Linked DNA regions of Homo sapiens: region 1 is linked to region 2. The links are chromatin contacts, found by Hi-C or POLR2A ChIA-PET in ENCODE. All regions are on one chromosome and are shown on one strand. Each heading gives the region's core, a stretch centred on a gene start or an enhancer-like site at or near the end of the contact. The rest is flanking DNA. Distances are from core to core; before and after follow the strand shown.

Evidence for each region. Hi-C counts contacts between places; a loop is a spot of excess contacts on that map. ChIA-PET counts read pairs that join two places held with the same protein, here RNA polymerase II (POLR2A). Pooled maps may share reads with other maps.
Region 1: a loop to region 2 is called in a pooled map, with 2.9 times the contacts of the local background. The contact joins the enhancer-like site here to the promoter of TRNT1 in region 2. A Hi-C loop is called at or near these places in 1 of 168 maps with a recorded cell type or tissue (colonic mucosa) and 3 of 50 pooled maps. POLR2A ChIA-PET finds 5 or more read pairs at or near these places in 5 of 52 experiments (CD4-positive, alpha-beta memory T cell, CD8-positive, alpha-beta T cell, activated T-cell and 2 more).

What each region holds. Positions count from the first base shown.
Region 1 is chr3:3,189,882-3,196,311 of GRCh38, forward strand. No RefSeq gene overlaps it. Among named protein-coding and RNA genes, the nearest start is that of CRBN, 13 kb to the left of the region's middle. Within about 2 kb of position 2,235, at least 3 of the 41 ENCODE cell types and tissues checked have a DNase peak (open chromatin) inside an H3K27ac peak, as active enhancers do; they include CD8-positive, alpha-beta T cell, where a contact is called at or near this core.
Region 2 is chr3:3,121,844-3,128,189 of GRCh38, forward strand. TRNT1 (tRNA nucleotidyl transferase 1) reads left to right here and starts at 5,097. Exons shown (of 8, transcript NM_182916.3): 1 at 5,097-5,147. LOC124909339 (a long non-coding RNA gene) reads right to left here and starts at 4,988. Exons shown (of 2, transcript XR_007095786.1): 1 at 4,717-4,988; 2 at 154-795. RefSeq lists a silencer at 4,801-5,220 and enhancers at 5,428-6,158, 5,581-5,660.

The DNA of each region.
Region 1 (6,430 bases), core at 985-3,484, 65 kb after region 2:
TGATGGCTTAGAGTGAGAACCCAGTCATCAGTAAAAGTAGTATAGACCTCCAGTCCCCAGGATAGGACAGAAGAAACAGGGCGATATTGAAGGTAATGAATCCAACAACCTACATGTGTGGAATGCTTTCCACCAGCCATGCTCTGGGAGAGAGATTTTCATTCATTATTTGAGTTAATCCTCCAGATAGTCCCAAATATCTGCCTTACAGATAGTTGTTATCTGTAAGGCAACTTAAAGGCAACCAGAGAGTCAAAGCTCTGTGACTACTTAACAGCATCAAAGTAGCAGAGCTGGGAATGCAAATTCAGAGAACTTGATAACTCCATTAGAAGACAATGAGGGGAATTAGTTGCTGAGAGGAGGAGCACACTGTGTGGGAGGAGGTAAAGGACAGAACATGGGAAAGTTATGATGTAAGCCTTGGCAAATGCAAGAGGCATTTCTTCACTAGAAATAGAAGGGAAGAATGAATGATGAGGTAGGGTTTGGGCAACCTGAATAATGGTCCCCTGAAGAAATCTACATCCCTGTGAATACATCACTTTACATGGCAAAAGAGGCTTTGCAGATGTGTTAAGTTGAGGATTTTGAGATGGAGAATTTTTCCTGAAATATCTAGATGGGTTCAATCTAATCTCAGGGGTCCCTATTAGAAGGATGCAGGGCTGGACACAGTGGCTCACATCTGCAATCCCAGCACTTCCAGCAATTCGGGAGAGCAAGGCAGGAAAATCGCTTGAGTTTGGGGGTTTGGGACCAGCTTAGGCAACACAGTGAGACTTTGTCTCTATTAAAAATAAATTAGCCAGATATGGTGGCATGCACCCGTAGTACCAGCTACTTGGGAGGCTGAGGCAGGAGGATTGCTTGAGCCCAGGAGGTTGAGGTTGCAGTTTACAAGAAAATTAGCTCCTGTGGACCGTATTAAGAATTTTCACCCTCCCCAAAGCAGAATCTTATGATTAGCTTTGCATTTGGAAATCAGTATTTGGCTGCAGGGTGGAGGAACAGAAGAATCGGGACAAGTGTGGACTAGGAGACACCAATAAGGAGGCAGTGGCATTACTTGCCACACAGTGCTTGAGACACAGAGGGGGCCCAATAAGCCTTAGTTCCCCACTCAAATTCTAGAAGACTGCCAACACTGACTTGCCTTTTAAAGAAAGTCAGGTTTTCAGCTTACCCTACACTTCAGAGCAAGCATAAATAAATCAATGAATTCTATTTTCTCCAAATCTCTGACCGATCAGCATGTGTAGGCTGCATCCACAGGTGAGAAAAGTGAAATTACTGGGCCTGTAGGCAGTTCAGTTACATTCATACAATCATGCACAGGCAATGAATAATCTGGAGTTTTCCTATGAGTTACTGCTTTGGGAGCAGTTTGAGCCTAAGTTTTGATTCCAGAGAAGGCAAAGAAGAACTATTCTCACCCAGACAATTATCATCTGCAAGAACAAAGTGCAGAAAGCAGATCAACAGTCAGTAAACATAATTTTAAACAACCCACATCCCTAAAATCTATGTTTTTTCACTATAGTGACAAGAATTCTTGAAAGACCAACTAAAAGCAGATAAGAATTTTCTAGAAGGTAAAAGATAAAAGATTTTGATGCCATCGGCCACATTTTTATGAGCCATATCTTTATGACTAGAAATTATTGATTACTGTAAAAGTTCCCTTAAGTCAGGAGACCTGCTACTACTTTTCATGTCTCATTTACTATAATTTTTTTATAGCTGTTTTAACAGTAAATCCTATTTTTGAATTTGAGTATGAAGACAAAAATGAATTAAATCTATCTGAATTTTATTCTATCTGGCAGTTCCTGGCTGTAAGACTTTGGGCAGTTTACTTAAACTCTCTTGCCTCTGTTTCCTCATCTTTCAAGTGGGAATGAAGATAATTTACTCTTAAAGGGCCTTTGTGAGATGAATTATAATAACATGGTGAAGCCTTAGAACAGAGCTGGCACGTGGTAAGCACTATCTCAAAGCCTAGCAATTGTAACCCAGTACCCCCATTTTTCTAAGAGGTGGTTTTTCTCTCTTATTGTTCTCCTGGTTCCCCACATCCTATTTAGCCCTTCAGAAATGGAACTATATAGGCTTTTACCTCTCCTTCAGACATCTCTTACTGGGTAAGTTCACGTAACTGTGTGCTCTAAGACAGAACTCTTAACAGTTAATTTACAAACCACAGCATGTTTGCTAGGGAACTCTCACCCTCCAGGAAGTTGTCTTGAGAGATAACAGCTTGCCCAGGAAAACACCAGCAGTCACCAGCTCTACTGCGTGGTAGATAAGCTAGTATGAGGACCATTGCCCTTGCTCACTTTCTCCCCTGTCTTTTAAAAGTGCTCACTTTCTTCTCCAAGAGGGAAGCGGTACATTTAAAGGTGGGATGCCTGTGCTTCATCCTCTAAGCTAGCTTTGGAAATAAATCACTTTCTTTATACCAGACCTCACTCTTGTTAATTGAACTCTGCAAGTGATAAGCAACTAACCCACATTTTGGTTACACTATTGTTACCTGCTATATATCACTCAAATCTAGAGCCAAGTCCGTTGTTTGTTGTGCATCTTCTCCCACTCATTGGTTTGCCTTTTTGATCTCTTGCCAGTAATTAACCTACTGTCTCTTAGCTCCAACCTCTCTGGGAGGTATTTGGCTTTGTGCTCCCCTAGGAGGTACTAGAGGGAAACCACAAGGCTGGAGAAAGAAGGGACTCACTCCTTCCTGTCTGCTTCTTGCTCCTGGGAACATCATGCTCGTCCCACTTCTCCAATGTCATTGTGTTCCTGTAGCAGCAATCACATCCAGCATGTAGTTTTTCCAACATTTGCAGAACCAGCCTTTCAACCTGTCAAGAGACCCTGGCTGTAGCTGACCAGCACCTTCTCAGAGCACTGAATTTCAGCTCAATAGGCCCCTGCTTCCAGCTTCTGAGTTTAATAATGCCAACCTTTCCCTTTATATTCTAGACCTGCAATTATTACCTCCATGTTACCTTAATGTTCTCTTTTTGCCTTTTCAGTTACCTGGTTACAATTCTGTAACTAGTTAGCAATTCTTTGTATTAAGCTCTCTTTTCATATAACTGGGGTGGTTTATGAAACCTGACTTATCCCCGACTGATGCACATTCTTGCGGTGTTTGTCGATGAACTGTAGTTCAGTTCTTACTTTGAATATTGTCCAATTTCTTTAAACAATCTATACATTAAAAAAATAGACAATCTGAAAGAAAATTGAGCAAGAGGCTTTAACATGTACTTTATAAAAGGGTCTCCAAATGCCCAAACATGAGAATATGTTCAATTTTCTTCATAATTAGGAAAATGCAAATTTAAACTCTAATGAAATACCTACTAGACCAATTAATATTAATTGAAAATAACCAAAGTTAACAAGGATGTAGAACAATGCAAACTCTCCTATGCTATAAATATGAGTATAAATTGGTTACAACCACTTTGGAAAACTGCTTGGAAGTATTTATGTTAGTCATATCTATACCAATGACCCAGCAATTATAATCCTAAGTATGTCCCTAGTTGAAATGCATGCATTTCAATGCATGTACAAGGATGTTTGTAGAAACATCATTTGTAGGCTGCTCTACCTATGGAGTAGCCATTCTTCATTCCTTTACTTTCCTAATGAACTTGCTTTCACAAAAGAAAAAAAAGAGAAAAAAAACATCATCTGTAGTAATTCCAGTTTGGAAGTAACGTAGATATATATCCTCCAACAACAGAATGGATCAACAAACTAAACTATATTTATACAGTGTGATATTATATAGTAATAAAAATAAATTATAGCTCCTCAGAACATGGATAACTCTGACAAAATACTGTTAAGCAAAAGAAGCCAGATATAAAATAATAAATATAATGTGATTCATCAACATAAAGGTAAAAAAATTGGAGAAATGAATCTGGTGTTAGAAGTCAGGATGGTAATTACGCTTGGGCTAATGTAAGGGGTAAAGACTGGGAGGAGGATGAAAGGGGTTTCTGAGTTGGTGATGTTCTATTTCTTGCTCTGAATGATGGTTTCATGGCTGTGATCACTCTGTTCATTGTGTGATAATTCACTGAGCTATGTATTTTGATATATTGTACATGTGCTGTATTTTAGTAAAAATATTTAAAATACTTAAAAGCTTGATGTTTCAAATAGTCACTGAGCATTTATTTGAAAAAAATGGTCAGCTTGTCTTGTCAGCTTCTCCCTTACTATTCCTTTTTTTTTTTTTTTTTTTTTTTTTTGAGATGGAGTCTTGCTCTAGTGCCCAGGCTGGAGTGCAGTGATGTGATCTCAGCTCACTGCAACCTCCGCCTCCTGGGTTCAAGTGACTCTCCTGCTTCAGCCTTCTGAGTAGCTGGGACTATGGGTGCCTGTCACCACGCCTGGATAATTTTTGTATTTTTAGTAGAGACGGGGTTTCACCATGTTGGTCAGGCTGGTCTAGAACTCCTGACCTCAAGCAATCCTCCCACGTCAGCCTCCCAGAGTGCTGGAATTACAGGTGTGAGCCACAGTGCCGAGCCACACTTACTATTTTTTAACTTTCTTCAGGACATGACTTCTATCTCATTTCTTGGATTTCTCTACAGATTTAAAATACAAAACAAAACAAAGTTGCTTTAACCATTGGTTATGGTGCCAGAAATTGCCAACCAGGCTGACAACTCCTTTAACGTAGGGTTCCATTTGGCATTGAATTTCCAGGACTGAGTACATTGTCTGAATCCAGCAAGTACTCACTAAGCATCTGTTAAACGCTAGGGGATTTTTGCCTAAAATATTTCATGACTATTCTCACAACTCTAATGCAGTAACTTGCATAGAGAAAACAAACAAATTTCAGAGTATAAAAATGAATTCTAAAAGCATAATTATAGTTTAAACTACATGGTGCCTCACAAAAAATTTGACTTCAAATTCTTTTAAACTATTCAATGAATTGTCATCAATTTCCTAGGTAAACTATATCACCATCCAAATATATTTTCTGCTTAGTTATTTTTTTCTGCCAAAGTTTTTAGACATCCAAGAAATTATTTTATTTTCTATTTTCTAGAAGTTGCCAGTTGAAATTGTAGAGCTAACATCCTGTGTTAGCAATAGTGGTGGTTAGTTCTGCTTGACCACAACTTTGCCAGCTGGTTGACTCTGTCTGGCAAATCCTTTTACTAGGCTACTCATTGTTAAATGAAGAAGTTGGACTCATTAAGGACACCAAATAAGTGCCAAACCAGCCACTGTTCTTCCTCCCACCCTACTCAGACATTGCTAATCAATCTCATTATACTTTTCCACTGAATCCAAACATAACCTCAGAATTCTCAGCATAGCACACCAGAACCATAACAATCAATTGTTGTTCATAACTGGGCAAAACCTAGTTGTCAACCCTTAACTGGATGATCCAAAATGTTCCTTTCAATTCCAAAGTTCTATGGTCCTATGATCCATAAAAAGTAATATTCCCTGTGGTAAGTCCAAGGCACTGCACAATCTTAAAGAGCATTCAGAATCAAAGAAAGATTACATTTTATTACTCACATTTTCAATGTTAAGAGTACTTTATTGCATTATCAGTCTTTGCAAATGGATAATCCATGTACAGTGCTCATTTAACACAACTTTTCTTATCTATGTATTTCATTTCTATGATGAGATTTAAAATTAGCACAGGGACACACATCAAGTATCCCCACAGAATGCAGATCTCTCAAATCTGAGATCCCTCTGTCCCTTAAGTATTAACAGTAAAATGAATTTTCCTAAAACTGTAGCATTTGACAGGGAGACATTTAGTGGGTGTCTTCATTCGGGGAGTGAATTTAGAAATATCAGGAGCAAAGATCTAAGAAATTGCCTCAGCAAAGGTCTGAGGTTGGAAGTGTTTGAATAATATCTTCATATTAGGTTTAACAGCAAATTTGAGTTTATTCTAATGGCTCTGGATGGGCTTTTTTATCTAATGTTAAAATATATTGTGCTGATCACTGACAGCCTTTTAAGGTAGCATTTCTTGACGGATGAAAGAAAAGTCAGAAGTCTGTAGTACTGCAAACACTGTGGGTGATTCAAATATCAGACTGCTGGCAAATAATTAGTGCTTTTCATTCAAATCTCCTTAAAGAAGTTGTGTCCTCAGCCTAGAAGTGGAATGTTTTTTGTTTATTCACCAAAGAGTTGGGATGACATTATGAGTCCATTTTCCCTTCTACCAGAGGACATGAACTCTGACTTCAGGGGCCACACTTTTAGACTAACAGTTAGGCAATGCTAGTACATGGAACTGACACTGAAAACTCATTTCATGATGCTTTGAGGCTCTTCATAAAAAGGGAGAATCCAATTTCTAGTGAGGAGAGGAGAAAGCGCAAGTGTCTGGAAATTAATCAAT
Region 2 (6,346 bases), core at 3,847-6,346:
CGTGATCCACCCGCCTCGGCCTCCCAAAGTGCTGGGATTACAGGCTTGAGCCACCGCACCTGGCCTTAAACCTCTTTTCTTTATAAATTACCCAGTCGCAAGTATTTCTTTATAGCAGTGTGAGAATGGACTAATACAATACTGTTCTATGCATTATGGCAAATACAGAGTTATTTAATCACCACTATAATCAAAACATAGAACAAATCTATCACCTTTCTCTCCCCTCAAAATTCTCTCATGCGCTTTCGTAGTAAATACCTCATCCCATCTTGAGCCCCCTGGCAAGAACTGATCATTTTTTCTCTCTACAGTTTTGCCTTTTTTTTTTTTTGAGATGGATCCTTGCCCTGTTGCCCAGGCTGGAGTGCAATGGTGTCATCTCAGCTCATTGCAACCCCTGCCTCCCTGGTTCAATTGATTCTCCTGCCTCAGCCTCCCGAGTAGCTGGGATTATAGGTGCCCACCACCACGCCCAGCTAATTTTTGTATTTTTCATAGAGATGGGTTTTCACCATGTTGGCCAGGCTGGTCTTGAACTCCTGGCCTCGTGATCTGCCCACCTCGGCCTCCCAAAGTGCTGGGATTACAGGCGTGAGCCACTGTGCCCGACCTATAGTTTTGCCTTTTCTGGATGTCATATGAATGGAGTCTATTATATGCAGCCTCTTGAAAGGGGCTTTCTTCACTTGAGAGTCAGATGTGTTGCTGTGTGTATCAGCAGTTTGTTCTTTCATCTTGCTCAGTAGTATTCCATTGTATGGATATGCTCCAGGTTGCTTATCCATTCATCTGCTGGAAGAAATCTGGGTTATTTCCAGTTTGGAATAATTATAAATAAAGTGACTACACCACTCACATACACGTTTTAGTGTGAACATAAGTTTTTATTTCTCTCAGGTAAATATCTAGGAGTGGGACTGCTGGGCCATAAGCTATATGTATAGCTAGTCTTATCAGACACCAGTAAACTGTTTACCAAAGTGGCTGGGCCAGTTTGTATTCCCACCCACGGTGTATGAGAGTTGCAGTTGCTCTTCATTCTCATCAGCATTTGATATTTCCAGGTGTTTCAATTTTAGACATTCTAATGGGTATGTAAAGGTATCTCATTGTTGGCCAGGCGTGGTGGCTCGTGCCTGTAATCCCAGCACTTTGGGAGGCTGAGGCGGCAGATCACAAGGTCAGAAGTTCAAGACCAGCCTGGCCAATATAGTGAAACCCCATCTCTACTAAAAATACAAAAATTAGCCAGGTGTGGTGGCACGTGCCTGTAATCCCAGCTACTCAGAAGGCTCAGGCAGCAGACTGCTTGAACCTGGCAGGCATAGGTTGCAGTAGGCCGAGACTATGCCATTGCACTCCAGCCTAGGGGAAAGAGTGAGACTCCGTCTTAAAAAAACAAAAAGGTATCTCATTGTTGTATAATTTGTATTTCCCTAGTGATTTTATATATATATATATATAATATTTTAGACAATGTCTCACTCTGTTGTCCAGGCTGGAATGCAGTGGTGCAATCACAGCTCAATGCAGCCTGGACCTCCTGGGCTCAAAGTGTTTCTCCCACTTCAGCCTCCTGAGTAACTGGGAATACAGGCACGCAACAGCAACCCCGGCTATTAAAAAATAAATTATAGAGAAAGGGTCTCATTATATTGCCCAGGCTGGGCTCAAACTCCTGGGCTCAAATGATCCTCCCACCTTAACCTCCCAAAGTGCTGGGATTACAGGCAAGGGCCACCATATCTGGCCTCTTAGCGATTGATGAGTATCTTTATATATGTTTGGTTGCTAACCATATAGCTTCTCTTATTACGCTTATTTCTTCATATGTGATATATATTTTTATGTACTATATTTTTGCTGATAATATATAAAAATAGAATTGATTTATGTATATTAACCTGGTATCCTGAGACCTTCCTAAATTTACTTGTTAGTTCTAGTAGTAGTTTTGTCAGTTCCTATGATTTCTGTATAAACCACCATCATGTCATCTGAAAATAGGGACAATTTTACTTCCTTTTGAATTGTTACACTTTCCATATCTTTTTCTTGCTTTGTTAATGGTTATAAACTACAGACAAATGTTAAGAAGTGGTAAGATGAGGCATCCTTGCCTTCTTCCTGATATAAGGGGGAGAGTGTTCAATATATTACCACTAAGTCTGATATTGGCTATGGATTTTTCATGAATGACCTTTACTATATTGAGGAAGTCCCTTCTAATTTTTTTGGCAGTTTTTATGAGTAGGGATTGAATTTTAAGTGGTCTTTCTGCATCTATTGTGATGACAACAGTTTTTCTTTTTCAGTTAATATGGTGAATTACGTTGATTGGTTTTAGATCATTAAATACAACTTGCATTCCTTGCACTGGGGACAAACCCAAATTGATCATGATGTATTATCTTTCTATATACTGTTGGATTCAATTTCCTAACATTTTATTAAAGTTGTTTTTGTTTCTATGGTCATGTGGTATATTAAGCTGTATATTAATTTTTTTGTAGTGTTGATTTTATGTTATGCGGGTTATGCTGGCCTCAAAATGAGAGGAAAACTGTTTCCTCCTCTATTTTCTAAACAAACTTTGCACAAGACTGGAGTTCTTCCTTCCTTATGCGTTTGATAAATTTGACCACTGAAACCATCTGGGCCTGGAATTATCTTTGTGAGAAGTCTGTTGAACAACAATTCAATTTCTTTAAAAATGAAAAGCTATTCAGATTTTTAAATTCTACCCTATTTCAGTTCTGATAAATTGTCTTTTTTATAGAATTGGTGCGTTGCATCTACATTGTCAAATTAATTGGCATAAAATTGTTTATAATACCTCCTCATATATATCTACATGATCTGTAGTAATACCCCTATTTTTGTTTTATTGTCTTGGCCAGTACAGGAGGAATTCTCTTACTCTCTCTCTTTCTCCTCTCTCTCTCTCTCTCTCTCTCTCCAGTTGACCTTCCATGGCCATGGGTTCTCCATCAGTGGATTCAACCAGCCACAGGTCAAAATATTAAATAAGGCTGGGGCACCATGGCGCACGTCTGTAATCCCAGCACTTCGGGAGGCCTAGGTGGGTGGGTCACCTGAGGTCAGCAGTTCAAGACCAGCCTGGCCAACATGGTGAAACCCCGTCTCTACTAAAAATACAAAAATTAGCCGGGCGTGGAGGCGGGTGCCTGTAATCCCAGCTACTTGGGAGGATGAGGCAGGAGAATCGCTTGAACCTGGAAAGCAGAGGTTGCAGTGAGCTGAGATCGTGCCACTGCACTCCAGCCTGGGCGCCAGAGTGAAACTCCATCTCAAAAAAAAAAAAAAAAATTAAATAGCAATTAAAAAACACAAAGAAGCGATATAGCATAACAACTGTTTACACAGCATTTATATCAGGTATTATAAGTAATCTAGAAATGATTTGTACTACAGAATGTGTATAGTCTATATGTAAATATTATGCCATTTTATGTAAAGAACTTGAACACTGGCTGGGGTGATGTTCTGGAACCAATACCCCATGGATACGGAAGGACAACTGTATATACACCTGCATATATAAACTATATATTTACAAGGCCAGAAATTGTTGAGGGTGCCCAGCACAGTAACTGGCACGAAGTAAGTCATCATAATAGTTGTATTAGCGTTGCCTTCATAGGTGGTGATTTGGAGAATCTATTCTAGGTGGGTACAGCAATGGAGGCTTTGGTCCAGTTTGTCTAGGGTCATGGTGGTGAGAAATAGCAGACAAGCCTGAAAGGATGATTTGGGGCTTTCCTTGCCCCAAAGAGAGAGAGAGACAGAAAATCCTTGCACCGGATGATATCAATGCTGTGCCTCTGAATGTCCATTTGGAAAGCCAGTCCTGTGCTTCCAAAAACAGGATATTCAACACCTTGAAGAGGTGTGGTAATTGCACATCTTACTTTTTACGTTTTAGGAAGTCTACAGAGAGTGGGGCTGAAAAGTTTGGGAAGAACAGGTAGGCATGTGGGGAGGGCAAAAGAACAGAAATAACATGCACAAGCATTTTTCTAGGAAAATTTTAGGGAAAGCTAAGTGATGTAAAGTTACACTTAAAAGACTACACATTTTCGGCCGGGCGCAGTGGCCGAATCCCGGCAAAAGTAATCCCGGCACTTTTGGGGGCCGAGGCCTGGGGAACACGAGGTCAGGAGTTCGAGACCAGTTGGCCAACACGGCAAAACCCCGTCTCTACTAAAAATTAGCCGGGCGTGGTGGCAGACACCTGTAATCCCAGCTACTCGGGAGGCCGAGGCAGGAGCATCGCTTGAAACCGGAAGGCGGAGGTTGCAGCGAGCCCAGATCGCGCCACCGCACTCCAGCCTGGGCGACAAGAGCGAAACTCCGTCTCAAAAACAAAACAAAACAAAAACTACACATTTTCGCACTTTAAGGGCTCAACGGCTGTATTCCCACTCCTTTGCCACTCTCTTTGCTCTTTTCCGCTCTAGAAAGAATTAATGAACTGGATCAAATCTAAGTTCTCCACGTTACAGATGGGAAGCCTCCGGGCCAAGGAGGCCAATGGTTACACAAACCAGGTAAGAAAATAAAATATGCCCAGTAAGTTCATAGGACCGGCGGGCTTAGATTTCGAATGCGCGTGACTCTGTCAACTGTGGACTTAACCCTATGCAGAGATTAGAGGAGAGAATAGTCAAACACGGATAAGTTAACATTTACCGAACAGTCCGTCCTACCCTGGGGTAGGTTTTATTAACAGTCTCGTTTTGCAAAGGAAGACAGCTGCCAGTTGTCTCAGATCGCACGGGCATGCCGCGCAGATGGGCTTCTGAGCAGCTCAGGGCCAGCCAGAGGTCTGGCGAGAAGGGCGTAATTAAACGAACCCGCGCCGGTTTCCTCAGGGCCCCCCGGGGCTCCGCTTCGCCCCAGCGGGCCTCGGCGGGGCTGGGAAACCGGCTGAGGTTCGCCTCACGGTGGGGAGGAGCGACGGGAGGCGGAAGCCCTTCGGTCCGGGCCCCGCCCCCGCACTCGCCCTCGCCCCGCCGCGACTTCCCATTCGCCGCCAACCCATGTGCGTTGGTGACGTCACCGCGTTCACCAGCCCGGAAGTGCGCGTGGCGGCGGTGGCGGCTGCGGCAACAGCGGGGCCGGTAAGCGGGCGCGCGCCGCTCAGAGGGGCAGAGTTGGTGGCGTGAGTTGCTGCCCCTTCCTTCCTGCTGTGGGCCAGAGGCGCCACCGCGCCCGGTCCTCGAGGAAGACGGGAGCGGGACGTGGCGAGAGGCCTCCTCAGCAGTGGGCAAAATAGCCCCGACGCGGAGGTCGTGTCCCCGCCACGTTTCCGGCGACCGCAGGCGCGGATTCCTTGGCTTCCCTCAGCACTTTCCCCTCCGCGCGGACGGCCCCGAGACGCTTTTTCACTGGGCCTTGTCGCCAGCACCCGGCGTGGGGGGTGAGACGCGCCTTTTCAGGGCTGGGGTTCCCCAGAGCGTTTTCCTAAGTCGAGGCGGAGGTGCGAGGAAACTGAGTGGGTCTTTCCGCCCCACGTGGCCTGCCGGGAAGCGCGGCTCCTCCACCCGCTTCCGTGGAATGGAATGGTTTTTCTCTGCAGGTTTACACCGGGGTCACTCGAGAGCTGCTGCGGCCTCCTTATGGGCAGGACCCCCGTATGGGGAGAACGAGGATGTGATATGTAGAAGGGAAGGCCGCGGTGTGCCAGAAATCAGAGGAGATTGCAAGATGGCAGGAAAAGAATCAGGAAAATGGGGGCAGCAAAACTAAATTCATGGGAAAATACAATGTCTAGGAGCTATCCCAGGGTCGTGAATCCTCGAGTGCAGGTGGGGAAGTAGGGTGATACCCACCTGTGACCATGACAAGTTTTGGAGACCAGAAACTCGGTTAGAGTTTCTAGAACCCCGCATCCCTCTCATACTGCCTGAAGCCCTGCTCTGGGGAGAGTGTCATCACAGTACCATGTGGCATGCGAGTGTCGTGGTAATGCTCCCCGACCAAACCACCAAACCGAGGGTTGGGCTGCTTATTCTCGCTGCCCAATAATGAGATGCAGATAAACTAGGAAAGAAAGGAGTTTATTTCTGTAACCAGGTACGGGGCGAAGGCGTGGAAAATATCCCAGACCGACTCAGAATTACAGAGCTTTCCAGAGCTTATATACCTTGTAAGTTGTATGTTTATGTGTAAGTGTGCATTGATCTAAAGATACAAGTGATTAACTTCTTACCCATAAGATCTGAGTCCTGAAGACCTTCCTCTGGAGCCTGAGTAAATTTACTTAATCTAAATGGGTCCAGGTGCTGGGGTGATTACCCTTATATTCTCTCCTGCTAAA